Regions from separate parts of the Mus musculus genome. Here all the other regions are linked to region 1. The links are chromatin loops, found by intact Hi-C in ENCODE. Cell type or tissue: heart. All regions are shown on one strand. Region 1 holds the start of Ppp6r2 (protein phosphatase 6, regulatory subunit 2). Region 2 holds the start of Ttll8 (tubulin tyrosine ligase-like family, member 8). Region 3 overlaps Creld2 (cysteine-rich with EGF-like domains 2). Region 4 overlaps Ttll8 (tubulin tyrosine ligase-like family, member 8).

Region 1 (8,000 bases):
CAAAGAAACCCTGTCTAGAAAAAAAACAAACAAAAGATAGCCTCTTTTTTTTTTTTTTTTTTTTTTTTTGTTTGTTTGTTTGTTTGTTTTTCGAGACAGGGTTTCTCTGTATAGCTCTGGCTGTCCTGGAACTCACTTTGTAGACCAGGCTGGCCTCGAACTCAGAAATCCGCCTGCCTCTGCCTCCCAAGTGCTGGGATTAAAGGCGTGCGCCACCACTGCCCGGCGATAGCCTCTTTTTTGCCTCCAAGAGCTTATTTAGCTCACATGAGAACCAGAGAGGTCAAAGGGCTGACCCAGAACATAAGAACATCAAGAGATGAACACATCAGACTTGGTTGGGAAAACTTTTAATCCCAGGCAAAGGTAGGCAAATCTCTGAGTTTCAGTCCAGCTTGCTCTACATAGATAGCCAAGACTCCATAGCAAGACCCTGTCTCAGAAAAACAGAAAGGGAGAGAGGCGTGAAGAGATAAGAATGAGGACTGAAGCTGGGTGACAGTAGCCCTCGCCTTTGATACCAGCACTAGGGAGGCAGAGGCAGGCGGATCTCTATGGAGTTTAAGGCCAGAGTTCCAGGACATCTATGGCTACACAGTAAAACAGTCCCGGAAAGGGGGGGGGGGGGATAGGGAATGGAATGAGATGGTAAGAAGCCAGCAAGCAGCATTGTCAGGTAGGACACAGATGAAGGTGTCAGTGAAAACCTGAAAACCTGTCTGGAATAAGGCCTAGGGACATGGTTGAGGATGGTGACAAATTGCGGGGAGGGGCTACAGCAGAAAGCGAGAATTGGGGAAAGTGACTGGACTGAGAGCTGATAGCGAACAGCAAGAGCTCCGTAATAGATTGGAAACAGCCTTCACTAAGTGAGTAGTCAGCTGTGAGGATACAAAGTAGCAGGTGAAGAAGTTCCAGAAAGAAGAGGCGCATGGGAGAAGCAAAAGATGATGGGGGGGGGGGGGGAGTGGGAGAAAGACAGTGGGTGATGATGACAACTGGGGAACGACCCGGAAGAGGAATGGGATGGAAATAAAGGACAATAACAAAGCGAGCGCTTGGCAGTGGGCACTGGTAGGAGGAGATGAGCGAGCGGGGAGGGAACGCTTGATAGGTGGAAAGGTCACCACCAGCGGGGCCCCTGATGAGGAGGGTGGAAAAAAAAAAAAAACCCAAAGATGAGATAGGGAACACTGACAACTCCCCAGGCCCTGTATCCAAGGTCCGCCCCACCTCTACAGCCACCGACAGAGGTGAGGGACCTTGATAGGAGCAGAGGTGGACAACTGGGAGGGAGAGAACCAGGCGGCCACTAAGAGGCTGAGACTAATTCTGAGAGTGGGGAAAAACTGACCACTGACAGGCCAGGAGCTGGGATAGTAGCTAAAAGGGATGTTGACTGTCAAGAAGGGTGAGCGCTGAGGGAAGGGAAGGGATGGATGGATGGATGGATGGATGGATGAATGAATGACGGCAGTGGAGAGTGCTGGCTGACCGGGAAGCAGACTGATGGAGGCGCTGACCCCCTGACGAAGCGCAGGGTGACAAAGGCGCTGCTCTACTGACAGGGCGCTGACCGCACAAGCTGAGTGACAGCAGGACGCTGACGGCCCGAAGGCGGTGGGGGGTGGGGGTGTCCCTCCTGTCCCCGGGCCGCAGGAAGCGGTGGGCGCGCGGCCGCACTCACCTGCCCAGCAGGCTGGGGGTCGCAGCGACTCCTCCTCCGAGGGAGGCCCAAGCGAGGCCAGGACGCTCGCAGAGGTGAAGTGCGGACGGCCTGGAGCGGGCCGCACGCACATGGGCCCGACCCCGCGGCGCGGCGCCTTCGGACTCGGGCGCAGCCGGCGGGAGGCTCGGGACCCGCTCGGGACCGGCTCGGGGCCGCGGGCGAGATCGCTCCAAAATGGCGGCGGCGGCGGCGGGGGCGCGCGCGAGCGAGCGAGCGGGCCGGCGGGCGAGCGCGCGGACGGGGGAGGGGCGGGGGCGCGCCCCGGGGGCGGGGCCACCGGAGGAGGCACAGAGTGGCGGCCGCGGTCCAGGGTCTGTCTGGTGGAGTCGCGCTGGGGGAACGTCCTGAGGCGTCCCCGTGATCGAGCTGGCTGTGCTAAATAAATCCTCTGGGCACCTTCAAGTCCCCAGAGCGGTGCGCGCGCTCGTCTCCGCTACGTCCTGTTTCTGAACTGGACTGTCCGCTGATCTACTTGGTTTGTTTGTTTTTTTGGTTTTTTTTTTCCTTATTTATTTATTTATTTAATGTAAGTACACTGTAGCTGTCTTCAGATGCACCAGAAGAGGGCATCAGATTTCACTGCGGATGGCTGTGAGCCATCATGTGGTGGCTGGGATTTGAACTCAGGACCTTTGGAAGAGCAGTCAGTGCTCTTAACCGCTGAGCTAGCCCTTTTTACCTTTTTTTTTTTTTTTTTTTTTTTTTTTGGTTTTTCGAGATAGGGTTTCTCAGTGTAACAGAGCCCTGGCTGTCCCGGACTTGCTTTGTACACCAGGCTGGCCTCGAACTCACAAGAGATTCTCCTGTCTCTCTGCCTCTGCCTCTGTGTTGAGATCAAAGCCGTTTTGTTTTGTTTTGTTTTGTTGTTTAGTTTCGTTTTGTTTTGTTTTTTTTTTTTCTTTTCTTGGATACCGATCCTTGTTGTCCAGGGCTTGTGTACGTCACATACGTGGCCATCTAACATGGGTTGAAATGAGTTCAAATTAAATTAATCTCTAAAATGAGACTGATTTCCGGTGGCAGTGTGAGCCATGGGAAAATATCAAAAAAAAAAAAAAAGAAACATGTAAGGAATGTGTCAACACATGCTAGCTATGAACTCACTCACTCTCAGTGGCAAGTTCACTACCGCTGTGCGAAAGTATAAGCCGGCGTGGGTGGTTGCACTTGGGAGACCAAAGCAGGAGGAGTTTCAGGCAAGCAAAACATACTGGCGCACATCTTTAATACCAGAGGCAGGGGGGATCTCTGCCAGTTCGAGACTCGCCTACTCTACTCTACTCAGCGAGTTCCGGGTCAGCTAGGACTACAGAGTGTAAAAATGTCTAAGGGGGAGACATTTCTGGGCCCTTCCAAGATTTTTTTTTTCTTTGAAGTGGTGCTGCTGTGTTTCCCCCTTTTCTCAGCAGAGGGCGCCAAAGAGACACTGTTGGAGGAAAGGAAATCGATTTTTTTTGTTTTGTTTTCTTCCCCGGTTTGGAAAGCAAAATTGGAGGCGCCTGGGTTCGCGGTGTGGTCTCTTGCAGCACAGCTTTTCCCAGGCCATCCTGACTGAAGTGATACCCTGAATACAGAAGCCGAATGTGCTGCAGAACTGGGGCTTGTGCGGAGATACCAAACACAGGGGATGACCCACTAGTCCCATTACCGCAACAGCGAGCAGGTGCAAGCCTGGCCCTGACCTTTACACTATTTTTAAGTCCAGGCCAGAGTTCACGTATCAGAAGCAGCTCTGAGCACCCTCTTCCCAGACACACACACACACACACACACACACACACACACACACACACCACCATTTTTTGTGGGTACTGGTCTGACATATAAACTGAGGAAACAGAACCGATGAACTGAATCTCCATCCTTTAGCTCCCCCCCACACACACACACACTTTTTTTTCTTTCTTTCTTTTTTTTAAAAGATTTATTTATTATTATATGTAGCTGGCTTCAGATGCACCAGAAGAGGGTGTCAGATCTCCTTACAGGAGGTTGTGAGCCACCATGTGGTTGCTGGGATTTGAACTCAGGACCTTTGCAAGAGCAGTCAGTGCTCTTACCCGCTGACCCATCTCGCCAGCCTTTCTTTCTTTCTTTCTTTTTTCTTAATTTTGAGCTGGGCATTTAGTCCCAACATTTGGGAGATTGAGGCAGGAGAATCGGTAGTTTAAGATTAGCTTTGGCCACTTACTGAGTTCAAGGGCAGCCTGGGCTATTGAGACCTGTTTTTTTTTGGGGGGGTTTTTTTTTTTTTTGGTTTTTTGTTTTTTTTGGTTTTTTGTTTTTTGTTTTTTGTTTTTTGTTTTTTTTTTTTTTTGGTTTTTCAAGACAGGGATTCTCTTTATAGCTCTGGCTGTCCTGGAGCTCACTTTGTAGACCAGGCTGGCCTCGAACTCAGAAATCTGCCTGCCTCTGCCTCCCGAGTGCTGGGATTAAAGGCGTGCGCCACCACGCCCGGCTAGACCTGTCTTAAAAGACCTTTTGTTTGTCTGTTTTGAGGGCATAAGATTTTGATAAGTTGTGCAAACTGGCCTTGAACCTGTGGCCTTGCCCTACTCTTTTCACACCCACACTGAGTTCATCAGCAAATCTCTTGTTCTTCTTGTCTGTATCTAACCTGTAAGACCAGTTTCTCTCCTGTGGCTGTAAACAGTGTAGACTGGCCCCCTACTTTTATCCTGGACAACTTGCTGCAGGCCCTTCAGCACGGTGTTCAAAGGGATCCAATTAAAATAAGTCAGATCACATCTCTGACCTCAGGGGCTTGCTGTCTCACCCAAGATGAAAGCAAGAATCCTTGGTGCTGCCCACAAAGTTGTTTGTGATGTGATCTCACTTTATCTGCTTATATTATTTCACTTAAGTCCTGATAACCTCCTGCCCCAGGTCAGCTGCTCAAGTGGCCTCTGTATCTTTTCAGGCATCTCCCCCTTTATTGCTATGCTTGCTAACTTGTCTCATAGATACTTAATCATTGCGGCTGCCTCCTCCTCCTCCTCCTCCTCTCCCTCCCCTTTCCCCTTTCCGTTCCTCCTCCCCCTTCTCCACTGAGGGCTTCCCTGGCTGCTCTATTCCAAGCCTCAGGCTTACATCATACCAGGTTATAGCCTTGTCTCTCATTTGGTCTTTCCTCCTTCCCAATGGTATCACAACCCAAAAAGGAGACCTGAAACCACACAATGATTTCAATGGAGAGAGTTTGATATGAAAATTATCAATTACAAGAATATTCTGGCCGGGCGTGGTGGCACACGCCTTTAATCCCAGCACTTGGGAGGCAGAGGCAGGCCGATTTCTGAGTTCCAGGCCAGCCTGGTCTACAGAATGAGTTCCAGGACAGCCAGGGCTATACAGAGAAACCCTGTCTCGGAAAAAAAAAAAAATTCTGAAGAACTAAAACGATATTCAAGAGGGGGCGGGGGGGGGGGGGGGGAATCTAGGAAGGTACTTTCTTCTCCCAACGGGAGTTCATTCTTTCTTGGAGAAGTTTGACTGCATCCTAGTTGAAGACAGAGACATTCCCTGGGCTGTCCTGAGTTATTCTGGTTAGAACAGCTAGCATTAAAATGGTGACACCATCATCCAACGGCTTGTACTTTTTAAAAGAGGGGGAGATGAAGAGTATGCATAAATACATAACAAATAATGAAGGATATGCAAAGCTACTACATTCCTTGCTTCTGTGATTAGTGATAATACCCGTGATACATAATCAGCATGTGTTATAGTTAATCATTTACGATGTACACAAAACACCTAGCACAAAGGTAAGTATTAAAGGATCAAAGAGTGAACTTTTTGCTAAGAAAATGGAGCAAAAAATTGTTCGCCAATAAAATGGAGACAGCAAAGCTGTCATACAAAATTAGTGCCACCTCAGAGCACTGTCAGAACAGGCCTAGTAGTGGCCTGAGTTGTCCTTCCCTCAAGAGACTCCAGGTTTCTGTTCCGAGAAAGACCCAGGCACCGAATCTCCAGAAAGGATGAATGCAGGCAGAACTACATTGCATACACATAATCGAATTGCTATGGGCCAAAGACAGAAAGATAAAAGTAGCAAGAAAAAAAAATGACTCACCAACATTAAGCAGAAGCAACCATAAAGTTTATAGCTAAGGACTCATACAAGACCACAAAAGTGATAAAATTACAGAGTGTGAAGGAAAACTAAAACCTGTTAGTGAAGGAACTCTACGGCAGAGATAGGCTGAGCTCTGTGGGTTAAAGGCCAGCCTGGTCTGCAGAGTGAGTTACAGGACAGCCAGGGGTACACAGGGAAGCCCTGTCTCAAAGAAGGAGGAGGAGGAGGAGGAGGAGGAGGAGGAGGAGGAGGAGGAGGAGGAGGAGGAAGAAAAGAAGGAAGACTGGGGAAATAGCTTAGTCAGTACAGTGATTACTGGATAAGTACGAGGACCTGGGTTCGATACCAAAAACCCACATAAAAAGCCAGTGGTGGCCGGTCGTGGTAGCGCACACCTTTAATCCCAGCACTTGGGAGGCAGAGGCAGGTAGATTTCTGAGTTCGGGGCCAGCCTGGTCTACAGAGTGAATTCCAGGACAGCCAGAGCTATACAGAGAAACCCTGTCTTGAAAAACAAAAACAAACCAACCAAACAAACAAACACAAGCCAGTGGTGGTGGTGCACACCTTTATTCTCAGCATTCTGGAGGAAAAGGCAGGCAGAGCTCCGAATTCAAGACCAGCCTGGTCTACAGATAGAGTTCTAGGACAGCCAGAAATACACAGAGAAACACTGTCTTGAGAAGGGGGGCGGGGGGGAGAGAAGCCAGGTCTAGCGATTGGGGGAATTAACTTAGCAATTAATAGCACTAGCTGCTCTTCCAGGGAACCTGGATTTGATTCCCAGCAACCATGTGTCAACCTACAATCACCTGCAATTCCAGTTCCAAGGTCTACTGCTGGCCTCTCCTCACACATAAACAGTTTGTTTATTTGTTTGTTTTTTTGAGACAGGGTTTTCAATTTAAAAAGGAAGGAAGGAAGGAAGAAAGAAAGAAAGAAAGGAAGGAAGGAAGGAAGGAAGGAAGGAAGGAAGGAAGGAAGGAAGGAAGGAAGGAACATGATCGTTCGTGAGTATGATGGAGGAGAAAGTTTGTTGTAGATAAAAAGTAGAGCAAGCATAGCCAGAGGCAGGGACATCTGGGAGAGTCAGAGCTGACAAGACAGACAGACAGAGCTGAGATGACCGAGCCATGGGGGGGTGTGGGGGGGGTGAGAGGAAAGTGAAAGGAGCCAGGTGCAATAGCCAGAGGGTCAAAAGTACAGGAAGGGCAAGAAACCAAAATGGCTGCACTCTATGGGGAAGAGCCTCTGGGAGAAGGACAGCACCCCTGTGCTGGTGAGCTCAGGCTAGAGGCTCGGGTATGCCAGACGTAAGCCTGTAACAGGTGGAGACTGGGGGATGCTGAGAAAACATGGAAGCCAGGTCCTCTTTTGATATATTAAATAGGCCCCTCAGCCATTTGTCTGGGGTTAAAACTTAGCAGGTTTGTCTGTGTAGCCCTGGTGGTCCCGGAACTCACGATGTAGATCAGGATGAACTTGAACCTGGAGATCCTCCTGCCTCTGCCCCCAAGGGATTAAAGGTGTGTATCTGGCTATATGTGTTCTTTCTTAGCAGAAATTTTTAAAATGATGATTGGAATGCAGAAGAGACTATTGGACTGGGAAGGATGCCAGGGGAGAACAGGAGGAGTGTAGGCATGATCTTAACATGATCTATATATCATATGTGTCATATATCATATATATCATATGTATCATATATATCACATGTATTACATATACCATATATATCATAGTGAGACCTCTAAAATTACACTGAAATGGTGCACACCTATAATCTCAACATTTGGTACGTATAGGCCATAGGATCCTAGGACTTCAAGGTCATTTTCATCTAAATAGCAAGACAAAGGCCAGCCTTGGCAAGAAGACACCCTGCATCAGGAAAAGGAAGTCATTACTTTGTACAATTAATACATGTCAATAAAAACTGCATTATAGCAGAGCTACAGTAGTAGCTAAACTAGAGGTCATCTAACCCCGCAAAAAGAAATGAAGTGCTCCAGAGCAAGATTCAGTAGCATATAAAAAGAGATTGGGGGGGGGTTGCTGGAGAGATAGCTCAGAAGGAAGAGCACTGACTGCTCTTCTGAAAGTCCTGAGTTCAAATCCCAGCAACCACATGGTGACTCACAACCACCCATAATGAGATCTGACGCCCTCTTCTGGTGCATCTGAAGTTAG
Region 2 (8,000 bases), 260 kb after region 1:
AGTAAAGACTAGATCACCAGTCAGGGAGAAGACTCCTACAACACCTGAAGAGCAAAACCTGTTTTTTTAAAAAAAAAATGCCTTTAAACCTTCCTAAAGCTGTGACCCTTTAATACAACACCACATGTTGTGGTGACACCAACCATAAAATTATTCCAGTGCTATTTCATTACTAATTTTGCTAGTTAGATATGTGACCCACTGTGTGTGGGGTCGCGACCCATAGGTTGAGAACTGCTTTAAACCCATTGAAAATATGCTGAAGTTTGCGCTTTAAAACAGCGGACAACTCTGACAGGGTGAGGGGCCTTCCTCAAGACAACCCAAGGCACCACCCACATAGGCACAAACACAGGACGATCACAGGAACTAACCTGGAAAGGCCTAGATGGCAAGTAGTGCTGACTGTCGGGAAGGGACAGCCTGGAAGGGCACAGCACAAGTATCCCACTAATAAGTCTAGGTACCAGGGCCACTCTATGTTCCTCTGCGCACAGAAGGCTTACTCTGCCTACCCTGATCTCAGTAGACGCTCGGCTGGCAAGGGGAGAACACCTGCCCCGAAGGACCCTCGGACTCCATCCATCCCCACCTCAGGCCTAAGTGGAGGCTTCTCGTGGTCAACAAGGGAGCCAGGAGGGAGGAAGCGGAGGGTGGGGCAGGGTGTGACCCATAGTCTTTGTGACTTGGTGTAGTCTGAGGGCTTGGGTTGTCTGTGTGACCCTGACAGGTGCGTGGGAGATGTGGAGCAGGAGCACATGACCCAGGCGAGGGTCGCAGGCACTTAAGGACTAATCCTGACGCATGGCCTGCTCCGTCGGGGGACCTAGTCCCCGCTCTCGCCCCCGACTCCACCCCCGTCCAAGCCGCTCCTTGGACCGTAACATGGGACTGGATCTAGAACCAAAGCTCAGTGTGAGTGCCAGCAACTGCGTTCGGACTGCGTCTCGGGTGTCCCCTGTGCTCCGCTGCTGCCAGCGGATTCCTCTTTCACGCAGCCCTCCGCAGCCTCTGCCGCCTGTGCGTCCACGAAGCCCCACACCCCGAGTGGGGCGCCGCTTAGCACGCCGAAAGCCCCGCTACCAGCGCCAGGAGTCTGCACAATGCATGGTGCAGGCGAGGGCGGTTGCCCTGAGCAACCGCAAGACGCCTGGCCGCTCTGCCCGCCGCTCGGCCACAGCAGCACGCGCTTTAGGGCGGGTCCCAGGTGAGCACTGCCTGCCCTCAGACGCGCCACGCCTGCCCTCGCTAGTGCCCAGGTCCCCCTCCTACGCAGTACTCGGAACCCCGCCCCGCCCCCTCCGATTGGAATCCCAGACGTCGATCCTTAGAATCACAGAACTTTCCCACCTTATCCCTCCACTTTCACCCCACCACGCCTGTTCAACCTTCTTTCCCTCACCTCCCCACTTTCCTCCAAACTTCGTAACGGCCTCCCCTTTCTGACCCTAAGCCTGCGCCCCAATTTGTGTCCTGTCTCCCTACCTCGACCTCTCCTTCTTAGCTCCAGACCTGTATTTCTCTCCAGACTGGATGTCCCTCTTGGACTTCCCTAACTCTGGCCCAAGTCTATCTCTTCAACCCCATACTTACTTCCTTACCCCCGAGTTGTCCCTCTACCCTAACTTCTTCATCTCATCTGTCTCCCACTGACCTTTCTTCTCATCTGACTTCTCACACCTCAAGTTTCCCAGTCATGTCGTGTCCCCCGACCCCAAACCCTCCTTTCAGGCCTCCCTCCCACACCCGGGTCCTCCGAACCCCACCCTTGCCTCCCTGGGTATGTCTGAACTCTAAATCTTTGTCAACAGGGGTTGGGGGCCAAAAGAACCAGCTACGAGAGGCGAGCATGGAGAACGGCGAGAGGAAGAAGCTGTCTTCCACTTTGTCAGATGGAGATCACAAAGAAGAAAATAGTCTGTACCTTTCTTGTTCCGCATTTTCGGCAGCCTTACTCAAAGGAGCAGGCGTGGGGGGGGGGCGGGGGCGGGGGTTGGGAATAGCGGAGGAGGCCCAGTTCAGTTGCCCTCTGGACTCCCGTGTTGGTTCTGTGAGACTGTTCTGGTAGTACAAGGTAAAGCTTTTTATCCTAGCCGGGTACTGAACTTGCCCTTCAGACATGGGTCATATCCACTGACAAATACCTAAATATCTATAAGTAAAATCATGGTCATGGATGGGTACACATTTAGTTTTAGAAGATATAGTTCAGGGCCTGGGATGGTGGAACACACCTTTAATCCCAGCACTCGGGAGGGAGAGGCAAGATGATCCTCTGTGAATACGAGGCAAGCCTGGTCTACAAAGCCAGTCCGGGCAGCCAGGGCTCTGTTGTTACACAGAGAAACCCTGTCTGGAAAAAAAAAAGAGAGAGAAGATATAATCCAGGCTTACCAGCCGGGGCACTCCCCACTGGCCACACAACTGGCATTGCCTTGGCCTTTAAGATCAGTTTGGTGGGTGCTACCAGACTCTCTAGGGCTTTTATTGGCCGTTCTCTTACATTCACGATGGGGAAATATTATTCCACATCTTGACCATTATTAATAATGAGTCTTACTGGTTTCAGGTGTTTCTTGTTCATTCTGGATACCAGCTCTGTGTCAGATCGTTGCGTCAGACTTACTCACGAGGATCTGTGGCTGGGGGTTGGTTGGTTGATTGATTTCTAGGGGTTTAGTTGGCTGGTTGATTTTGTTTTTCTTCCTTTTCCTGTTTATTTGTTTGGTTAGTTGGTTGGGTTTTCAAGACAGGGTTTCTCTGTGTAGTCCTGGCTGTCTTGGAACTCGCTATGTAGACCAGGCTGGCCCCAAACTCAGAGATCTACCTCCCTCTGACTCTCTAGTACTGGGATTAAAGATGTGCATCACCTCCACCATCCCCTTTGAGACAAGATGTCACCATGTAACTCTGACTATCCTGGAACTCTCTCTATAGACCAGACTGGCCTGGAACTCACAAATATCCACCTACCTATGCCTCTCCAGTGCTGGGATTAAGGAGTGTGCACTATATATTCTGACTGGCCCAAAACTCACTCTGTAGACCAGATAGTTTTGAACTCATATAGATCCACCAGCCTCTGCCTCTCAAGTGCTGACATTAAGAAATACATCACAATGCACAGCATGTGAATTTCTGGTGTTAAGGAGGCCCACTTACTGATCTTTTCATATATAATGAGCCCCCTTCTATCTTAAAGATTCTACCCACTTCCTTGCAGAAGGTGACACCCTTTGCTTTGCTTTGAGAAGTTTGGTCATTTCACTTCTTACAGTTCAGGTCTGCCACCTAATGGGATCGAGGAAGACAAGACTTGCTATCCTTATCCTAAGTTTGAGTATTCAGTGACTCATCTGCTGCCTGGCGGTGTTTCTTTGGAGTCAAAGAGGTGTAGATCTGGGGGGGGGGGGGGGCGTGGCCTATTTATCCTGCTCTTTCTGCTCATTCTTCTACCATGCCAGTTTTCATTACAGAGGCTATCTATATTTTAATTATGAAATTAAAAACTCTGAAGTTGTCCTTCAAGGTTGCCTAGATTTTCTTGGACTTTTGCACTTCTGTGTTAAGATTTAGGACCTGATTAACACATTCATACATTTTCATTCACACAAACACATATACATACACACATATATTCTACCAAGGTTGTCGTTATTTGTGTTGAATTTATGGGTCAGTTAACATCTTAATATTAAATCTTTGGACGAAAGGAACATTTAGCTATCCAGTGCTTCTCTGCAGTGGTTCATAGTTTTCGTTGTGCAAGTGTACAGTAGTCTTTTGCTAGATTTACTCCTATACTCTTGATGTTTTTAACTGCTGCTATAGATGGCTTTTTTATTTTGTTTTCCTGTGTGTGTGTGTGTGTGTGTGTGTGTGTGTGTGTCTGCCTCTCCAGTGCTGGGATTTGTGGACGCCTGACTCGCCAGCAAGGAAGACGCCACAACAGGATTCTTCTGCACATGTTTATTGAGAGAGCTTGATAGAGAAGGCGAAAGACCGTGAGCCCCAAAACTGGCGCTGCTTATATAGGCCTAGGAGTGGCGTGTCTATACCTGATTGGTTGTGCTTTCAGTACCTCATTTACATTCCCCGGGATGGGCTGTGACTTGGCGCGAAACCCTTATGCACATGCGCACATTGGTTGTTTACCCGAACTTACAGGTGGTGGCCAGTGGTAGTCAGCACCATCTTGTAATGGCGTATGTGGCTTCCCACAGGGATTAAATGTAACCACTGCCTTTTCCACCCATGCCCAAGTTCCTGAAATAACAACTCTGACAACTTAATGCTTCATGAATAAATGCCAAGGCCAAAGCTTGTCCCCCAGCTGGCTTGTAATTTAATTAACCCATTTGTTCTATTCTGAGAATGCCACATGGCCAGTTAACTTGTCTCAGTTTTATGTGGCCAGCCGTCTCCATCAGTGTTAGAGATGAACCTCTCCTGTGCCTGACTCTATTCCCAAACCCTCTCCTCCTGCCAGGACATCCTACCTCCTATTTCATGCCAAAGCTTTTTATTGACAGGCGATGCTTCCACATAGTGCACAAGAGATTCTCTCTATAAATGAATGTAGGCACTACCAGGTGGATCTCTGTGAGTTTGAGACCAGCCTAGGCTACACAGAGAAACCTTGTCTGGAAATTAAAAAAAGTTTTTCAAGTGTGTATGATATGTGCGTGTGTGTGTGTGTGTGTCTGTGTGTGTGTGTGTGTCTGTGTGTGTCTGTGTGTGTGTGTGTCTCTCTCTCTCTCTCTCTGTGTGTGTGTGTGTGTGTGTGTGTGTGTGTGTGTGTGTGTGTGTGTAGAAGGCAGAAGAAGGCATCTTATCCCTCAGAGCTCAGATTACAGGCATTTGTGAGATGCTTTGTAACATGCGCACTGACTGAGCAGCAAACACTCTCAATCACTGAGCTATCTCTCTAGCCTCTGCTTTTAAGTTGTTTAATTTTAACAATTACCAGCTGTTATGGTATGTTTTTTCTGCATCTGTTAAGTCATAGTGTTAATTTATATATTAATATGATGGATTGTGCTAACAGGCTCTCAAACACTAACCAGCTCTGCATTTTGGGGATAAACTCCATTTGGTAGTGTTTTGTTTTTGTTTTCATTTCTCCCTGTCAGTAGATTTAATTTATGAATGTATCTGTTAGGGCTTGTGTCATCGTTATGAGAGAGATTAGTGAGCACTATCCCTTCCTTGTAATGTCTTTGTCAGGTGTTGGTGTTAACAATATACCTTCATGGTTTATATAAAAATTTTCCCTTAAATATTTGGATAGACTAACTTATGGATGTCATCTACACCTTGAGTTTTCATTTGGGATAATATTCTAGTTATGGAATTAATGTCTTGAATGGAAGTAAACTGATCTGGGATTTCTGTTTCTCTGATGTTCGTTTCCATGTGTATATCAAAGGAAATCTCCATTTCCTATGTGCTGCTCCATTGTTGGCATGTATATACTACTACTAATATAATAATAATATGAGTGTATTGATATCTTAATATTCACAGTCAGTAGCAATATCTCCCTCTCATTCTCAATGTTGCTAATTTGTCTTAGGTGTTTCTTCTTAATTTGCCTAGGTAAAAGTTCACCTGTTTAAAACTTTCTTTTCCTTCTTCCTTTCCTTTCCTTTTGATTCTCCTCAGTATTGGGAGCCAACTCAGAGTCGAACGTGCTTGGCAGGTGCCTGCCCACTGAGCTGAAGCCCCAGCGCTGCTCCCAATGTTTCCTATACCAGATCCTACTTGTGCTAGTTTTATCTGGAATACTCTCTTGCTCTCTCTCTCTCTCTCTCTCTCTCTCTCTCTCTCTCTCTAATTTGAAAGATTTATTCATTTATTTTATGTGAGTACACTGTTGCTCTCTTCAGACACACCAGGAGGGGGCATCAGATTTCATTACAGATGATCGTGAGCCACCATATGGTTGCTGGGATTTGAACTCCTGACCTCTGGAAGAGCAGTCATGCTCTTAACCGCTAAGCAATCTCTCCAGCCCTAGAATACTTTTCACTTCACCGAATTTTGCTCCTAACTTATCCTTTCCTTTCCTTTCCTTTCCTTTCCTTTCCTTTCCTTTCCTTTCCTTTCCTTTCCTTTCCTCCAACCTCCTTGAGTGGATCGTTTTCTTTCTTGGGCTGACGTGAAGATAACTTTTAATATGCTTTCTTTGGTGAAATCTGTATTTAACAACCTACGGATTTCCCTCGGGTTACTACTTGACCTGCACTGTAATGCTTTGATATGTCTTTTTTTTTAAATTATGATTTCATTTATATTATTTTCTAATTAACATTTAATTTGTCCTAAATGTGCCACGAGTTCTGGAACACTTAGGAAAATTCTACTTGTTTTTATATACTCCTGGTTTGGTTTTGGTAATTGGCAGGAAATTCAACCTCTGTGTTTTATCGTTACTGTGACAAAAATCTCTAACTAATCAACTTAAAGGAGGAATTATTGATTTTGGCTCAAGGTTTAAGAGGACTCAGTCCCTCCTGGTTGACAGTGTCAGGAGGCAGAGAAAGGGAGATCAGAAAGAAAGCCAGGCCTTAAACACACAGCCCTAGAGACACACCGCAAGTGACCAGACACCCAGCAGCGTGCGTGACAAATGTAGGCATCTCTCCATCTACATTGCCATAAGCTTTGCTGGGTGTGGTGGGGCTTGGAGGTTGGGTCTTGGGTTTCTCTGTGTTTAGGAGTGTGGCCGCTCATCATGCCATCCAAACTGCTGTCTTGTGCTGCTCCTTTGTTTAATCTTTCATTTCCCAAAAGAAGCAGATTCAAATGCCCCCGTACAGCTCTGCTATGGCTTTGCTTCTGTCGGCTTGTATTTCTATCCGAAGCGCTACTATGAGGTGAACATACATTGAGAACGGTAATATTGTCCTAACAATTTACCTTTACTAAGCTTATTGATAATCTCATAAATAATACATAATGCTTTCTGATTACTCACCCCTCCTCCCTTATCCCCTATCAATTCTCCGCCCCCTACAAGTCCCTTTCCCAGATTCATGTCTCTTGATGTATTCTGCGTTCCACTAAGTTCAGCCAGATTGGCGGAGTCACTCACTGACGTCTGGTGGGCTCACCAGTGCATAGACAACTGAGGGAAAGAACTCCCCATCTCTCAGAATGTACCCTCAGCCAATAGTTCACCTATGAGATGTGGGGCCACCAGACCCTGTCCCTGACTGTTCACAGACCCACTCTGGCAACCCAATCTGGTGTGAGTTTGTGATTGTTGTCTTGCCCGGAGATGGCAAGAAATCCTTTCCACAGTGTTTTCCCAAGCCTTGGGACAGGTGTAAATGTCATTTACTGGCTGAGCCATCAACTGTCACCTACCCAGCACTTTGAGCACAAGTCTACCTTCGCCACTATTCACCGACAAGAGCAGCTCTTCTGGTTAAAGTCGAGAGTAACATTGTATAGTGTATGAGTGTTTTTGCCTGTGTGTGTATATATGAGCACCAAGTGTGTTGCAGTGCCTACAGAGGCCAGAGGGCACCGGGCCCTCTAGAACTGTAGTTACAAATGGCTGTAAGCAGTCATCTATCCACTATGCCTATTTTTAATGTTATAAAATGTTTCTCTTTTGTCTTTAGTATGTAAATTATAAACTATACACACACACACACACATATATATAATCTCTAAAGGGACATTTTTATATGACCAATTATTTTTTCTGCTTTCACAAAATTTACAATAATTCCTTAATAAAAACCTAATCCTACAATAAGCTTGTATCTCCCTGGCTTCCCTCAAAATAACTTTACAGCTAGTTTGTTCATATCTGAATCTGCTTGACTACACACACTGTTGTTCTCTTTTAATGATCTTTCCTCTTCTAAGGCCCATCTTCCTATGTGGGCTTTCAAAGTGTGGACTCTCTACCCAGGACATCCTTGATTGGTGGGGAGCCTCAATTTGAACTTGGTTTCGTTCTGCCTTCTTGTGGTAGTTCTGTCCCA
Region 3 (8,000 bases), 380 kb after region 1:
CTGGTATGGCTACCCTAGTGTGGAATCAGCAACATCTCACCTGCTAACGGTGAGTCTGTACCTCCAGGCACCAGGCAACACCTTCCCAGAACCAGAGCAGAGTCAGGTATCAGTATGGATTCTGTCCTTGGCCATTCCCAAGAAAGGTTGTCAGGGGACATGATTTAAAGACCCAAAGGATGCAAGGGTGGTCATTTCACAGCAGCTCCATCCATCCTACTAGTGTGTCTACTACAGAAGACAAGTGGATGGGTCTAGGGAGAGGAGAGGAAATGTCCCAAAACTGTCTGAAAAGGGGATAGAGGTGCCATCTTTGCCACCGCAGGACTCTTCAGCTCCAGGCTTGCATAGCCCTTGCAGGTCTGTGTACTTTAACCACCTTGCCTAACAGAGGATCCATACACTTCTGTTTATGACAAGTCATGGTTGAATGCTTCTGCCTAGGGCGGTAGGAACTCTTGTCTTCAGGGAAGTCTCATGGCTTGAACGTGACTAAGAGTGGTGAGGCTCTGTGGGGCCAGCGTGCTGGAGTAAGTGACCTCCAAAGCAGGCCTCTCAGCTACAGCCTGTGCCCTCCCCTGGATGACACACACCTTAGGGAGGACGGTAGGTGGTCAAGTGGTGAGTGGTGGGTTGTACACTCAGGGAATCTTTAGCTGTATACTAGGGACACAAATCAGTAGTTTTGAATAGGGAGAGCCCCCAGTGAGCCACACATAAGTGGCCTGGCTTCCATATCCTGGAGTCTGACTCCAGACTGAATGGCTGGGTAGGAAATATGGGGTTCCTGGCTGACTGCCTAAGGTGGATCTGTCTCAGAAACTCGGGGTGCAGGGCCAGGCTGTTCACCCACAATGAAAGATGATGCCTGCTGAGTGAGAAATGAAACAGCTGACCACCAACTCTTCTGAGACCATGTTCTTCTAGGTCCGACTGACTGACCACTAGCCCAGTTCATGCTCTGTCATCAGGTCAGCAAACCCAGGGACAGTCACTATGTAGTGCTTCTGGAATGGCAGTATAGCTAACTCTTCACCAATAAATTCATTGCTTTGGCAGACTGGGCTTGGCTGGAATTGGTTTCTGCCACAGCTGACCTTTTCGAGGTAATGAGATGTTTATTTGCATGTCCCCAGAAGTCAGCAACAGGCACGTCCCATTGATGACATTTTGGACAGCCAGGTAGACAGAATGACTTAGTCAGGTGTTGGCAACCCTGTCAGTCTCTGAGCACATGAATGGAGGGCTGTGATGGTTTAGACAGAAGCTATGCATTCCCTGGACAGCAAGGCTGCCCCGATGACCAGTGAATACACTCAGGACAGTGCCCCCAAGAGACTGGCTGCTGCTCTGCCACAGTGGAAGGTTGATTCTCACGAAGCTGCCCACGTACCCAGTGTGGCTCTCCTCTCTGCAGAGATCCTTGGCTGAGATTCAGGCTGCCAGCCAGATGCTCCTGTCAGCATTTTTCCTCTGAGGTGGCTGCCTGGAGCTAGCCACTGTGTGATGGTGTGGTGTGGTGTGGTGTGGTGTGGTGTGGTGTGGTGTGGTGTGTGTGTGTGTACATGTGTGCATGCATACACGCTGTAGTACCATACATACCATACACCCCAGAGTGTAGAGAAACACCCCTGGACCCAGTCACTCTGGATAGTCACATTGTCCCTCAGATGTGACATTCCATGTCCAGACATTGTACCCCACCATAGGGGCCAGAGTGGCTACTGATAACCACTGCCTAAAAGGAGGGCTTATCATCCAGCCTTCCAGAAGGCCACACTGAGCTATACTTTCCACCAGAGTCAGTTTTGGAAAGAACTACTAGCTGATTCAATAACTTTCCATTATGCCTGTTGAAGGCCAGAGAAGGCTGTACCTGGCAAGGCTCCCGACCTGGGTTTATGCTGAGACCCAAAGACCCTGCTGAATCTAGAAATCTATGGTGAGATCCTCAAACGTACATGTGTGTGTGCGTGTGCGTGTGCGTGTGCGTGTGTGTGTGTGTGTGTGTGTGTGTGCGCGTGTGCGTGTTCCTTAACAGCATGCAAAGAGGGGGTTGGGCCAGAAAGCCAGCATAGGCCCCAGGTTGATGCCCTGGAGACTGTTCGACAGGTAAGGCCCACAAAGAAGGGTGGGCATGACAGGTGTTCTGAAGGAGGACTCGATATGGGCAGCAGTACCCAGATTAGGTGAGGGGGACACAAGACTTCAGGCCACAGGTCAAATGTGAAGCCAAGATTTTCTTCCTATCTTTTGAAGGACCGGTCTGAATATTCTCTCACAAACACGGGTGGGAGGGAAGCACACAGGCTCCAGGTTGCAGCTCTGGGGTGGCGGAGGGGGGGTGACGAGGAGGGGGGGGAGGGGGGAGGGATGTCCCTGTAGTGAAGAACTGGTCCCACCCAGACACAGCAGAGTGTTAGAGTTGGCTTGGCCAGTACTGATCAACAGTGCCACCTGCTGGCCATGTACCCAGACAGGACTGGTGCGTAAGGAAGAGGTGACTCTGGCCTTCCACACAGTCTGCGGGGGGCCAAGGCACAGAAGGAACCTAGGGTCCCCTGCCCCAACCCAGAAGGCTGAGTGCAGGCAGAGGGGTGCCTACATTCAAACCCCACGGTCTATGTTCCTGATCTTCAGCTTGGGAACTCCAGGCCACTGTGGTCAGGGGACCCGGTCTGTTGAATTTGCCTACCAGATGAGGTCCTACTTGAGTCTGTCCACGTTCCCCAATGGACCCTGTCTGCTGCATATATCCCCAGGTTCCTCCCCCAAGAAACATTTATTTACTTAAGGAGGGAAAAGTAGCCGTCATCTCAGGTTGGGAAGAGATACCAGGTCATCGGGGACTCTGGGTTACAAGAGCATGTCCCAGCAGCAGAAATACCTGGTCCAAGGCCACAGCACAAACAGTGCCCCACAGTGGCCAGCGCCCAAACAGCAGCCACCCACACCCTGGTCCTTGATTCCTGCAGCACCATTCATGAGAAGGCTGCCCAGGCAACCCCACCTTTCACTAGGATGTGTACCTCATCAGTGGCCTTGTGGAGACAGTGCCACCAGGGGTCACTAAGCTGTCAGGATGGATGGCTGGATGGCTGTGGCGTCTGCCTTCAGTCACCTGAGAGCTGCCTGTGGTAGGAACACTGGGGAAGCAGCAGGGATCCTGGCCTGCACACACAGGTCTGCTGTCGGCTTGTCAACCCTGGTCAGTGTCCTGACATGAACTCCCCATCCCAGTAGGGTAAGAGCGACATCTAGCTGACAGAGCCACACAGGTGGAACTGAACAGAAGCCAAACTGAGGCAGGCCAGATTCTCCATGTTAGGTTCCAGGCAGGAGCTGACCAGAGGGCCCAGTTGGCATGGTGTCAGTTGTCAGTTGTGTCTGTGAGGTACAGGGGAAAGGGCATAACATCTGTCCACTGCCTTCGCCTGTGCACGCAGGTCGCAGCTTAGGGCATCACAGCAGGAAGAGTGGCAAGGCCAGACCATGGGGACCCCCCCCCCAAGGACCATGAAGATCCAGATCCCTGGAGAGCTGCAGCAGAGGGGCACTGTGTGCTGGCAAGGCCAGGGATCCTCCAGGGGACACTCAACCTGTGTCCTGATTTTTTCTAATGTTTCTTCATGCCCAGATGAACTGTCTGTCCAGCTTAGCTCCTGAACTTGGTGGCTTCATCTTTGAACGCTGCGGCCAACACTGCCACTGCAGGCTCAGAGGCGGAGTGCCAGAGTCACCTTCTTGTTACTGAGATAATCGACTTCAGCAGAGGAAAAGGCTATGTTGGCTGAGTTTAGGGGTTCCAGCGCTCCTTCACCTGGCCACATTGCTTTGGGATGTGGTGTGCGGCACAGAATGGGTGTTTGTGGTAGGCAAGATTCCCTCATGGTCAAGAAAGGAAGTGAACCAGGATCCCAATACCCCCAAACCCCTTGGAATTCATGCCCACCTCCCACTGGGCCCCAACTCCTGGTTATCCCATACTTAGCAGAGACCAGGCTTCTAGAAAATATGTTCAGCAGCCCCTGAAGCTACATGTCACAATGTGTTTACCCAAGGCAGACCACAGTGTAGGCCAGAATATCTCACACACACACACACCACTGTCCTCTACTACACTGGACACCTGCTCAGGGTCAACTTGCCATGCACCCACCAAGGCCAGTAGATTCTGAGTCCTCGTGGGGTCCCATCTATCCCTGAGTCCTCATGGGAAAACATGGGTCCATCTATCTTCCTGAGTCCCCATGGGAAGACATGAATCCATCTCTCTCCCTCTTGAGTCCTCATGGGAAAACATGAGTCCATCTATCTCCCCCCGCCCCCCGCCCCCGAGTCCTCATGGGAAGATGTGTGTACATCTATCTCCCTCTGAGTCCTCATGGAAGACATGTGTCCATCTATCTCCCTCTAAGCCCTCATGGAAGACATGGGTCCATCTATCTCCCTTTGAGTCCGAATGGGAAGATGTGTGTCCGTCTATCTCCCTCTGAGTCTGCATGGGAAAACATGCGTCCATCTATCTCCCTCTGAGTCCTCATGGGAAGCCCTGGGTCCAACTATCTCCCTGATCCTCATGGGAAGACATGCGTCCATGTATCTCCCAGCTTTGGCAGGACAGGTACAAACTGACTAGTGGTAATGCCCACATTCTCAATGAAACAAACCAACACGTCCTGTTCCTGGTGACCTTCAATGATCATTTTTATTATAAAGAACAATATCAAAATATACAAATCTGTGTAAGAACCACCAAGAAATGCAGCTTTTGAAAGGGCCAAGTGAGCATCAGCTGTGTCCGAGTACGCAGCTTCTCCCTCTGAAGTCTTCCTGGAGAAATGGGGTTCATGTCCATGGGCCACATTTTCTATAGGTATCCTCTCAATAACTTAAAGGGTGAGTTTGGCTTCTGAATCCGGATGCCCGTCACAAATCCTCACGGGAGGGTGGCTGTGTGGGGTTTTCCTCTGTGACTTCTGTCAGAAGACACGAAGGTCACTGAGTTAGTGCCTCAAGGCTGGGTGGGCAGGCAGCTGGAGGATGAGCACTGCTACCCCAGTACCCACTGGTGGGCTCACGCCCTGGGATGGCACCCTGCCTTCCCCCTGACCTAGCAACTTTCTAAGGACAGCTCAGGGTGAGCCCCAACATTCACTAGGATGCTTAGGATGGCACTCCAGAGTCTTAGCCAAGGCTGAGTAGTGAGGTAAGAGGTATGAGGTGGAGGGCAGAAGTCGACGGTAGGCAATGCTGTCCTCTGGCTGCAAAGGTCCTCTCATCCTTGGCATCTCACTGACCACAGGCAACCACAGGCGACCACAGCACACTCAGACGACCACAGTATGCCCAGGTGTGGATGCACAACCGTTTGCTCGGACTGGGCTTCTAGGAAATTCTTCTTACTCTTAGCCACTGAGCACCCCCTGTTCCCAATTTCTATATCTCCCAAGGGTCTGTCAAACTGAACTGTCTCTCTCAAGAAGGGCTGACCTGGCTAGCACTTATGTGGCTTGGCTTAGAAACAGGTCTTTTATAGATAATTAATAATCAGGGTGGGTCCTGTCCAGAATGACTGGTGGTATCTTTATGAAAAGGGAAGGCTTGCACACATAGAGACCACACAAGGACTAGGAAGGTTCTGGAAGGACTGAACAGACCCTGTTTTACAGCCTCGGAGCCAGCCACAGACCCTGACCTCGGGCTGGGGTCCCAGAACCCCAGATCACTCTTTTAGGAATCCTGGGGGATTGGTGCCTCAACAAGGCTGCTCACTCTGCTCTTGGTCTTCGTCATTGGAGCTGTCACACTTGGCTTTTCCTTTCTCCACAACCGCCTTCAGATCCTACCTGAAGCTACTAACCAAACCCTCCTCTGTATGGCCCCTCTCACTCCTGCTGAGCCCTCCTCCTCCATGACCCTGGGTGTGCACTGCACAAACTTTTCACCTGTCCTCTGCTGTCACCAGGGCAACTCTGTGTTAATTTCTTACTTAGCAGCTTTTTTTGCAAGCATCTGGTTAGTCCCAGCCCTGAGCAGGGCAAGCCACCCGACTCCCTGCCTTCTGCCACTCACTGCCTTCTGCTGTCTGCACACAAGCGTCTTCTGTCTCCTCAAAGCCTTCCGGACACACGCACACGAAGCTCCCCGGAACATTGTAGCAGTTTTCGTTTTTCCTCTTACAGGCTTTTTCTTCTAGTGAGCATTCATCTATATCTGAAATGAAAATTCTTCATTTCAGTAAGTGACTACACACACACCCCTTCTACTACGCAAGTTGCTCATTCACAATTCCTTTATCAATGAGAGCAACAGGATGGGATCATGACTGCCCACCAGAGATCAGTAAGGTGCTGAGAGCTTCATGGGCCTTGGTGGCCAGGCCTCAACGGCAGAGCAGAGACATCTCATCGTAAGATAGGAAGCCCAGTGCCCTTGGCAGTGCCCAAGATAGTGGAGGTGACAGCCAAGACCCCTAGAAGCTGGTGTGACATAGGGACTCAGGCAAGTGTGGCTCCAATTGGCACCACACTGTCTAGGAGGGGTTCCCATGGACAAGGGCCCCCTGGGCAGGTGAGGTATTTCTTCCAGAAAGTTCATCCCTAGCAGACAGCTCACTGACCTGTGCACTGTCCACTCTCCTTGGTGTAGCCGGCAATACACTCCTTACAGTTGGCTGGGCCTTTTCCTGTACAGCCCACGCAGGTAGAATCACAGTCTAGAGACACAGAGAGAAGATGTCAGACCACTTCCACTTTGGTGAGGCAAGAGTATCACACCACAAAGCAGACCCTACTGACATGGGGGAACTTAAGAACAAAGCCACCTCAAGTCCAGTGACAGTCTGTTTCCCCAACCAAGACCTCAAATAAGAACAGCTAAGCATAGACTGCAGGCTCTACAATCACAGTCCAGTGTCACAGAGGACATTGCAGCCTGCTTGTACTACCCAGTAGAATTGTAGACACTGGGTGGCAACCTCATCCCTGCCACTCTATGAATCACGTAAGACCCTAAAATACTCATAACCCCTGACTGGCAACTTTGGAAAGCAAAGACTGTGAACAAGGCTGGTTGTGTGATGGTGCACTCCTTTAATCCCAGCACTCAGGAAGCTGAGGCAGGAGAATGTCTGTGAGTTTAAGGCCAGCAGGGTCTACATAGTGAGCTCCAGGACTACACAGAGAGATCTTCTATATGGATCTGTATGGAGTATGTAGAGTTTTCCCTACAAGGGAGAGACTGATGTGACTGAGGCAGCAGCGCACGCTAAGGCAACTGTGATGTATAAAGTAAGTGCTGCATGGAGACGTGCTGGCTTTCTGCATGCCAAGGAAGGAGCCAGAGGCAGCAGCGCATGCCAAGGCTACTGTGATGTACAAAATAAGTGACGCATGGAGATGTGCTGGCTTTCTGCATCATATCCACCACTGATGTCGCCACTTTCAGGTTCCTGAAACCACACCAAGGGCATCCGAGTCACACATGTTGAAGGAAGAGAGAAGCCTACGGAGACCACAGGTCCCAACACTCTGGTCACCTTCACATGTGTACGAGCCGTTGACATTCTCACAGTACTGGCCATCGCTGCACGGAGATGTCTCTGCTGCACACTCATCCACATCTGGAAGAAAACAAGGCTGTGAGCAGAGCAGAGCAGAGGTGGCAGGGCTGAGGCACCACCCGTGTGACGGGAATGTGAGCACCTGAGCCTCCACACAAGCTCAGATCATCTCTTCCTTCAGTACCCCCCCACCCCATCCCCCAAGGCTTTAGACCAGCTTGGCTGAGTTCTGAATTTGCCTAAGGCCAAGCAGCTGCAGAGGGTGAAAGCAAAACTAGAATAGAAGAAGAGGCTGGGCAAGGGGCACCTGAGGCTCGGAAGATCAAGCCTGTAGCAGCTCCACTGAGGGCCTTAGTACAGGGTTTGCTGCACGAAAGGGGCAAGGGCCCAGAAACAGCAGGGCCACACTCCTGGTACTGTGATACTACCAGCTGTG
Region 4 (8,000 bases), 280 kb after region 1:
CTGGGACTCTGGTAGTGGCTTGGTTTGCTGACCAAGATCTCACTGATGTCTGGCTTACGCTCACTTCCTAAGCATCTCTTCTTCCAGCTGTTTGGGAGTCAGATGAATCCGTCTTCTGTGGGATCCTCTGAGCTTCAAGCCTCTGTTAGGAATAACCTGATGAGTTTAGGCCCCTCAGGAGATTGACTGTATCCATCAGAGCCCACTGACTTAGGGCCTCGGTGACATCTGCAAAGTCCTGTCACCATTTTAGGGTGATGCTAGTGAGTCCCATATGTCCTGTCATCTTGCTCTTTTGAGTCCAGGGACAGTGTCCTGCATGGTGACCCATCAGGGTCTGTACGTCTGCTGCAGGACACCAGTGGTTCGGTGCCGCCACTCCTGCCTGACCCCAGCTGACCCTGCCCGTCCCTGACCCTGCTAGTGACCTAGTACACGGGTCATGTCACTGCCTTCTGCACTGGCTTGGGGTACCCTTGTGAATGTCAGCTTTCTGTCTGTGACTACATAAAATACCTGAGGCTTTGCACTTTTATTAAGAAAACAAATGTACTCACCACCCAGCTTGAGGGGCTGAAAGCCAGAGCTTGAGCAGCTCTGCCTGTTTGGCTCTGTCACTGTCACCATGTGGCAGATGGCACCATTGTAGACACGCAGGTAGGAGGAAAGGAATATTTGACAGAGGAGATCAGAGGGAGATGGGGACTTGGCTCACTCTTTTATAACTGCTCACTGTGTGAGAGCTAGCTCACACTTACCCTTCCTGGGCATGTCCCCACTCCATCCTGGTGACCATACCTCAAGCACATGAGACCATTGGGAACAAGCAATGATCCCTTCCATGACCTTTCCCTGGGCTAAGACTGAGGTAGTATACAGTTTGGTTCTCCCACCAGCTGCCAACTTCCTGTTCAACCACACGCAGCTAACCATCTCCAAGCGATGAGTCAGAATTCCAGCAGCTTCTGGGCTGGCCCTGCCCCTTCCTCTGTTACCCGTTAGTTTTTCTCTTTCTGCCATTCTGAACTCAGGCACCCACAGCTTTTATAAACAGGCGTCACACTCTCTTGTCTTAGTGTTTCTTTTGTTGTGTTAAAGACACCATGACCAAAAACCTCTTGGAGAAGAAAGAGTTTATCTCATGCTACAGGCTTGTAGTCAAGGCAGGAACCTGGAGGCAGATGATGAAGCAGAGGCTCACTCCTCACTGGCTTACTCCTGTGGTTTGCTCAGCCTGCTTTCTTACACAACCTCTGCCTAGGGGTGGTGACGCCCACAGTGGGCTCAGCCCTCCCACATCTATTGTCAATCAAGAAAATGCTCCCCCAACCCCCACCCCGACAGGCATAGACCAATGTGGTGGAGGCATTTTCTCAGTTGAGGTTCCTCTTCCCAAATGATTCTAGCTTGTGTTAAACTGACATAAAATTAGCCAGGACACTCACTTTTCTATAAAAGACAGCTGCACTGGGAGTCCTCAGTTTTTCCCTAGACCCTCAGGCATTGTGCAATTGTGTGTCCCACCTGTATCCCAAATCCAGAAATCCTGGGACTACAGAAATTCTGAGTCGGGGCTACAGCTGCTCAGGAAGTGCTGATTTCTTGGTTGTGTTTTGGCCCCTTTGAGTGTGTGAATGAGTGTGTAGAAGTGATCACCTCTGTAATCCCAACCCAACGATGAATAAACGCAGTGCAGCAACTGTGGGGATTATATGTCCGAGCCCCCACATGTGCACACACACACACGCGCACACACACAAGCACACGCGCGCACACACACACACACACACACGCACGCGCACCCTTCTGCATGCTGAGGGCGGCATTCCTGTGCTCTCTGGGCAGAGTGTGTGTGTGGCCTTGCCGAGGTGCAGTCTGGTCCAGGCTACTTTGGAAGGTCACCTCAATCCCCTTATTGCCGAGGGCCTCAGCTAAGATGCCGCTGCTGTTTTCAGGAGAGGAAGATTTTCTCCATCTATGGACACTACCCTGTCATCCGGGCCACCTTGCGAAGAAAGGGCTGGGTGGAGAAGAAGTTCAATTTCTTCCCCAAAGCTCTCCAGAACCTTGGAAGTGAAGGTAAACGGCACATGGGTGGAATACCTTGTCCTGGGAAGGGTTTGTTTTTTGGTTTTTGGTTTTTTTGGGTTTTGTTTTAATTAATTAATTTTTTAAAATTTATTTACATTTCAAGTGTTGTCCCCTTACCCGGTTCCCCCCTTCCGGAAACCCCCATCCCATCCCCCCTTCCCCTGCTTCTATGAGTGTGTTCCTCCACCCACCCACTCCTGCCTCCCCGCTCTCTATTCCCCTACACTGGGGCATCTACGAGCCTTCATAGGACCAAGGGCCTCTCCTCCCATTGATGACTGACAAGGCCATCCATCCTCTGCTACATATGCAGCTGGAGCCATGTGTACTCCTTGGTTGGTGGTTTAGTCCCTGGGAGCTCTGGGGCTGTCTGGTTGGTTGATATTGCTGTTCTTCCTATGGGGCTGCAAACCCATGAAGGGTTTTTTTTTATATACACACATGGCCAATAAGTCAGCCATCCTAGGTGTGCTGACTCTACGTACCCACTGGCATCCGTCTTCGTGTATCCCCTGCCTTCCCAACCTCACACATCCCAGACAGCCACACTCTTAATATGGTACCAGTCACTTTTTGGTGTCCCCATGCCCACACCCCACCCTAGCCATTCTTCCTCCAGGTCCATCCCCCACCAAGGCCGCTCCTCGGTTACCCATAGCTCAGACCAGTCCTTCCCAGACTCATGCCTCAAGCTTCTATGGCCTTCTGCCTTGAGGGTCATCTGGTCTTCAGCATCCCCTCAATCCTGACCCAGCACAGCACAGCACAGGTGGGATGGTACACAGGATGCTGGAGGGAATGCCACGTGTGGCCTCCACAGCCGCTGCCCCCGGGCAAACCTCACTTGGAGCTTTTAGTAGACAAATGGCCATCCCTCCATAGTGGAACGCCAGCCCTCCAGGAAGTCAGGTGAGGTACCCGAGTATGGTGGCAGCAATATGTCTCTTGTGTTTTGTTTGCAGATAAAAGTGCTGAGACCAAAGAAAATCAAGAAATAGCCTTGGAGAGATTCGATGATATCCACGATGTGATGGTAGGCCGCGTGGCCTGGTATTGGGGTATAACATGGCTTTTTTAAAGTAAGACAGAGCACGCTGTTACAGAAGTAAGACTCCTGTATGGAAACATGGTCCCTGGGGCATCTGGCTTCCCTGCATCCTGCCCCTAGCTCCTGCATCCCACAGTGACTAGCACAAGTAGAGGTCTGTGTGGCTGCGGACTGAGATGCTGAGAGGTGGGGTCAGGGGGTCCGTGTATTACAGGATGGAGGCAGGGGGCCTGGCCAGTGATCAGATGGGGTCTCCAGTAACACAGCAGTTGTACCCCAGTGGCCCCTAGCCTGACTCCTCTGAAGCTCTCCTGTATCTTCTATAAAGAAGACAAAAAGGTTAGTCACAAAGTGGAACTTTTTCCCAGACATGTAATTTAAAAGATCAGGTATCCAGAATGTCTGTGTATATCATGCATAATGTTTGTTTTAAAAAACCAAATAAAATGGACAGAGAATAAAATGACAGGTGGTCAGTCGATAAACGCATTAGGTTTATGGAGTTAATTCGATTTTTGAAGGCAGCTGTGCAGTTAATCTAATTTATTCTTCTGTGAGTGCCGGATCCTGGGCACTTCCCCTGCTCTACCGTGGAGAAAAGCTGCCTCCTAGGGGTTCTGGTAGAAAGTTCCCTCTGGACCACACTTCTGGATCTCAGAGCATCACAGTTACCTCCAGTCCGCAGAGAGCACATGTCTAAGTCTCGCATGGATGCCAGCCTGGGAGGAGTACAAATTTACCTCCAGCCCCCAACTGAGAAAAAGCAGCTGGCTTCTGGACAGCACACACCCTGTGTGGTTCCGGTTGTCCTCATACCACCACGTGTGGCCCTCAGGAGCCATGTGACCTCAGCTGAGATGGAGCCTTCAGCCAGAATCAACACAGTCTGTGTCCCACCCCCAACCCTCAGCTATGTCCCAGCATGTCAAAGACACGGAGCCCTGGATTCTAGATGTTGATAGATGGCTCTTCTTGCCAGTCCAGGTTGGTAAAGAACGAGATCCCATACCTCCTCTGGACTATCAAGAGGGATGTTGTGGACTACCACAGCCTGACCTGTGACCAGATGCTAAATCACTACGGGAAGACAGCATCATTCACAACCAAGGTGGATGAGAGGGCCTGGGCTTAGTCTGAGTGGGTGGGCCATCTACAGCTGGGAGAACCAGAAGGTCACATACAGGCTTCTCCTGGGGACACTCTCCCCCACACACCTTCTATCCCACATGCCCACCTGCACCCACGTTCCTCCCTCTGTCTCTGGGTACTCTCAGTGCCATGGATGACCCCTTCCCAGGGAACATGGGCTGAGTCAAACATGGGTCCCCAGTGGGATTCACTTTATGTGAGGCTGCCCCCTGAGGGGCCTGATACACTGCTCTCTCTGGAGATTGGACTCTGCCTGAACATGAGAAGTCTGCCTTGGTACGTCCAAGCCAACCCGAACACCTTCTTCCCACGGTGCTATGGCCTTTGCACTGAGAGCGAGAAGCAGGAATTCTTGGGTGAGTGACCCATGGCCTTCTGAGGTTTATCGCATGTCCCTAGGGCCAGGACTACATTTGGTAAGGGCCAGCCTGGACACGTCCATAGGCCATGTTGGCAGTTTGGTAAAAACCACCTGAGGCAGACAGAAGCTAGAGTGCTAAATATTCCGATCTTGGCTCTGAGGGGACACAGCACTGGCTCAGAGCAGTACCACCTACTTCTGATCTCTGGGTGGATACCCTTCTGCTCAGAGCCTAGGTTCACCTCGAGCCTAGATTGGCAGGATGCACAGCTGTGCTGCTCTGCCTATGTGCTGAGTTCAACCAAGATCCCTCAAGAGGGGAGAGCTACATTCTAGATGGTCCACGGGGTCCAGAGAGACCCCTTAGATTTCTCAGAGGATCCTAGTAGTGTTGTGAGGGGAGTACTGGGACTATCCCCCGGGTCTCTGAGGGGTTGGGGGGGGCAGTGATGACAGAGAACAATGGAAAAGGGACGAGGAGAGCAGTAGCTGGATGGAGCAGCTGTTGGGACTGGGTGTGGACAGGTGCGTGAGCAACAAATGGGGACTCGCCTGGTGAGGGAGGCAGGGAGGCCCACACGGCAGACTCTGCCGCCTCTCTGCTCTGGGTGGGCAGTGGGAGCGAGGCCTTGGTGTCCCTGCAGATGACTTCCGGCGCACGGTGGCTGCCAGCATCCTCAAGTGGGTAGTCCTTCACCAGAATTACTGCAGCAAAGTCAAGGGCAAGAGTAAGAAGGAGGAGGCCAAGAACAGTGACCCCAGCCCCAAGAAAGGTACACAGCTACGGGGCGGGACCTTGATGCCTGATGGGGTGTGGAGACTCTGGTCAACCGGAAGGGTCTTTAGCTGATGAGGCGGAGTGTCTATGGCTGATGGACAGGTTGGGTGCTGTGGCTTTGGTGGTCCAACAAGCATGGAGAAGGAGAGCGTGCTTCTTCTGATTTAGCTCTGATTCTCACGTCCTATCTTCTGATTTGACAGTCAGTTAAGACCTTGGTCATTCTGTTTGCAGAACATATCCAGTACCAGGCACCATGATTTCATGATCACACTAAATCCTGCTCCCCAGGGGCAGTGTCTGGCCAGTGATCATTGCTGTGACCCTCCACATGGCCCCTGGAAGGTCTGTGTGATGTAGCAGCAGTACTGTGTGATGTGGGCACCCAAGCAGTCTCCCAGATTTAAGGGTTTCTGTTGTTGATGCCATTGTTGTTGTCTGCTTTAATAAAATTTGTGGGTTCTGGTTCTTCTTCTTCTTCTTCTTCTTCTTCTTCTTCTTCTTCTTCTTCTTCTTCTTCTTCTTCTTCTTCTTCTTCTTCTTCCCCCTCCCCCTCCCCCTCCCCCTCCCCCGCCTCCTCTTTTTTCCTTTAAAACAGTTTTAGGCTAATGGCAAAATTGAGCAGAAGGTACCTTGGTTTCTTATCCATCCCGGTCCTCATGCACTCCATTTGTTAAAGCAGTTGGAAAGTAAACTTTGGCATGTTCAAATCTTTAAAGGATGTGTTTGAAAAGTAACTTGTGAATACGGCAGCTTCGAGATTCGAGTGGAGGCTTTTGTGGAGTGGATGTCAGTTGGCTGTGGCTGAACTTTCTGAGTGGTGACAGTCAAGGCATGTAAGGAAGGGCCACGGCTGCTTACGCCAGGCTGAGGCAATTCTTGCAACTCCTGGCCTTTTTTCTTGTCTCCATGACTCTTCCTTTTTTAGGATGTCTATGGCGGGGGACCTCACAGTCAGCAACCTGTTCACACCAGCTTTGTTTACTTAGAAACAGACTGACGTTTCTTCCATGTTTGCTGCTTTGTGGTTAGGGCTGAACAGTTCACCATGGTGTGTGCTGGTTTATCTATCCCTTCACCCACAGAAGGACTCTTCTCACAGATAAAACTGCTACAGACCTCTATGCACAAGTTTGCACAGCCATAAAATTTCAACTTCTTTGAGGAAATAAAGAGGAGTGAGTAAGATTGGATGCTACAGCAATAACTCATCAAGCCTTCAGCATCTCTTTTCCAGGATGACTCACATGCAGATACCAAGTGCCCATGTAGCGGACTTTAACCATTGGCTAGGTCTGTAGTAGTGTTACACCGTGGTTAGGTCTGTAGTAGTGTTACACCGTGGTTAGGTCTGTAGTGGTGTTACACCGTGGTTAGGTCTGTAGTAGTGTTACACCGTGGCTAGGTCTGTAGTAGTGTTACACTGTGGTTAGGTCTGTAGTAGTGTTACACTGTGGTTAGGTCTGTAGTAGTGTTACACTGTGGTTAGGTCTGTAGTAGTGTTACACTGTGGTTAGGTCTGTAGTAGTGTTACACTGTGGCTAGGTCTGTAGTAGTGTTACACTGTGGTTAGGTCTGTAGTAGTGTTACACTGTGGTTAGGTCTGTAGTAGTGTCACACTGTGGTTAGGTCTGTAGTAGTGCTGTTGTTAGGTCTGTAGTAGTGTTACATTGTTGTTAAGTCTGTAGTAATGCCATGCTGTTGTTTAATTTGTAGTTCACTGGTGACATATGACATCAAGCATCATTTCATATGTCATTTGCCAGTGGGACATCTTCTCTTGTGATAGGTCTGTTTTTTAAGTTGGGTTGCTCCATTTTCTTACTAAGCTTCTTTATTTGTATACTTTTGATAGTGTCCGTTTATCAGATGTGTGCAGATGTTTCCAGTCCCCCTCTCCCAGTCTTTGGATTGTCCTCATCCCATTAAAAAATGACTTTCACCCAGCACATACTTTTAATTTTATAATTTTATGAAGTCAATGTAGCGATTTCTTTCTAGATCAAACATTCAGTGTGGTATCTGAAGCAGACAACAGAAAGCTCAAGTTCCCCTTGAGTCTTCATGTTTTTTTAATCTAAGAGTTTTGTGACTTTTCCTCTTCCATGTAGACCTAATATCCCTTTGGAATTATTTTTAAAGTTTAGGTTTGTATGTAGATTTGGTTTGGTTTTCTCTTTTTCTTTTAAAGATTTGTTTTTGTTATTTTTAAGTTTGTCTGTGTGTGCATGTGTGTGTGTGTGTGTGTGTGTGTGTGTGTGTGTGTGTGTGTGTGTACACATGGGTATAGTTGCCCACAGGGGCCAGAGGTGCTGCTATGATCTGGAGCTGGAGTTACAGGCAGTTGTGAGTCTCCTGACACAGGTGCTGGAAGTCAAACTCTGCTGCTCTTGAAGAGCAGAATAGTCCCTAAACCACCAACACCAAGCCAGTCTTCCAGCACCACCAAGCCAGTCTTCTAGCACCATTCATCACTCCATCACTTGTTCCAGACTGGTGTTGGGCACCATTAGTTGAGAAGAATTTTATTTTTTTAGAAGATATCTTTACCTCATCGTTTCTCTTGTTCCTTT

The links. A loop is a pair of places that touch in the nucleus more often than their neighbours do. Peaks named below come from ENCODE experiments on the same cell type or tissue, not always from the same donor. Only the 100,000 strongest peaks of a DNase experiment are listed, where the experiment ranks them.
Region 2: a loop joins it to region 1, with 2.4 times the contacts of the local background. A loop is called at or near these places in 3 of 42 quality-filtered maps.
Region 3: a loop joins it to region 1, with 4 times the contacts of the local background. A loop is called at or near these places in 7 of 42 quality-filtered maps.
Region 4: a loop joins it to region 1, with 2.5 times the contacts of the local background. A loop is called at or near these places in 4 of 42 quality-filtered maps.

Annotation. Positions count from the first base shown.
Region 1 is chr15:89,205,467-89,213,466 of GRCm38, reverse strand. It overlaps Ppp6r2 (protein phosphatase 6, regulatory subunit 2), which reads right to left and starts at 1,908. Exons shown (of 25, transcript NM_026813.2): 1 at 1,688-1,908. In heart, CTCF peaks have their summits at 2,287 (motif pointing right) and 3,127 (motif pointing right); DNase peaks (open chromatin) are centred at 1,436, 2,006 and 3,016; H3K4me3 peaks cover 2,636 bases; H3K27ac peaks cover 2,865 bases.
Region 2 is chr15:88,947,772-88,955,771 of GRCm38, reverse strand. It overlaps Ttll8 (tubulin tyrosine ligase-like family, member 8), which reads left to right and starts at 1,354. Exons shown (of 12, transcript NM_172818.3): 1 at 1,354-1,916. The coding sequence starts at 1,697. In heart, a CTCF peak has its summit at 3,284; no DNase peak of the experiment used is centred here; H3K4me3 peaks cover 891 bases; H3K27ac peaks cover 565 bases; H3K27me3 peaks cover 2,790 bases.
Region 3 is chr15:88,823,366-88,831,365 of GRCm38, reverse strand. Creld2 (cysteine-rich with EGF-like domains 2) reads right to left here. Exons shown (of 10, transcript NM_029720.2): 7 at 7,541-7,624; 8 at 6,623-6,718; 9 at 6,076-6,216; 10 at 4,685-4,979. The coding sequence ends at 4,930. Among named protein-coding and RNA genes, the nearest start is that of Creld2, 7.7 kb to the right of the region's middle. In heart, CTCF peaks have their summits at 1,320, 2,464 (motif pointing left), 3,034 (motif pointing right) and 3,235; DNase peaks (open chromatin) are centred at 2,155, 2,455 and 3,085; H3K27ac peaks cover 1,339 bases.
Region 4 is chr15:88,930,082-88,938,081 of GRCm38, reverse strand. It overlaps Ttll8 (tubulin tyrosine ligase-like family, member 8), which reads left to right. Exons shown (of 12, transcript NM_172818.3): 3 at 1,956-2,079; 4 at 3,054-3,124; 5 at 4,119-4,247; 6 at 4,530-4,644; 7 at 5,294-5,422. Among named protein-coding and RNA genes, the nearest start is that of Ttll8, 20 kb to the left of the region's middle. In heart, a CTCF peak has its summit at 3,755; no DNase peak of the experiment used is centred here.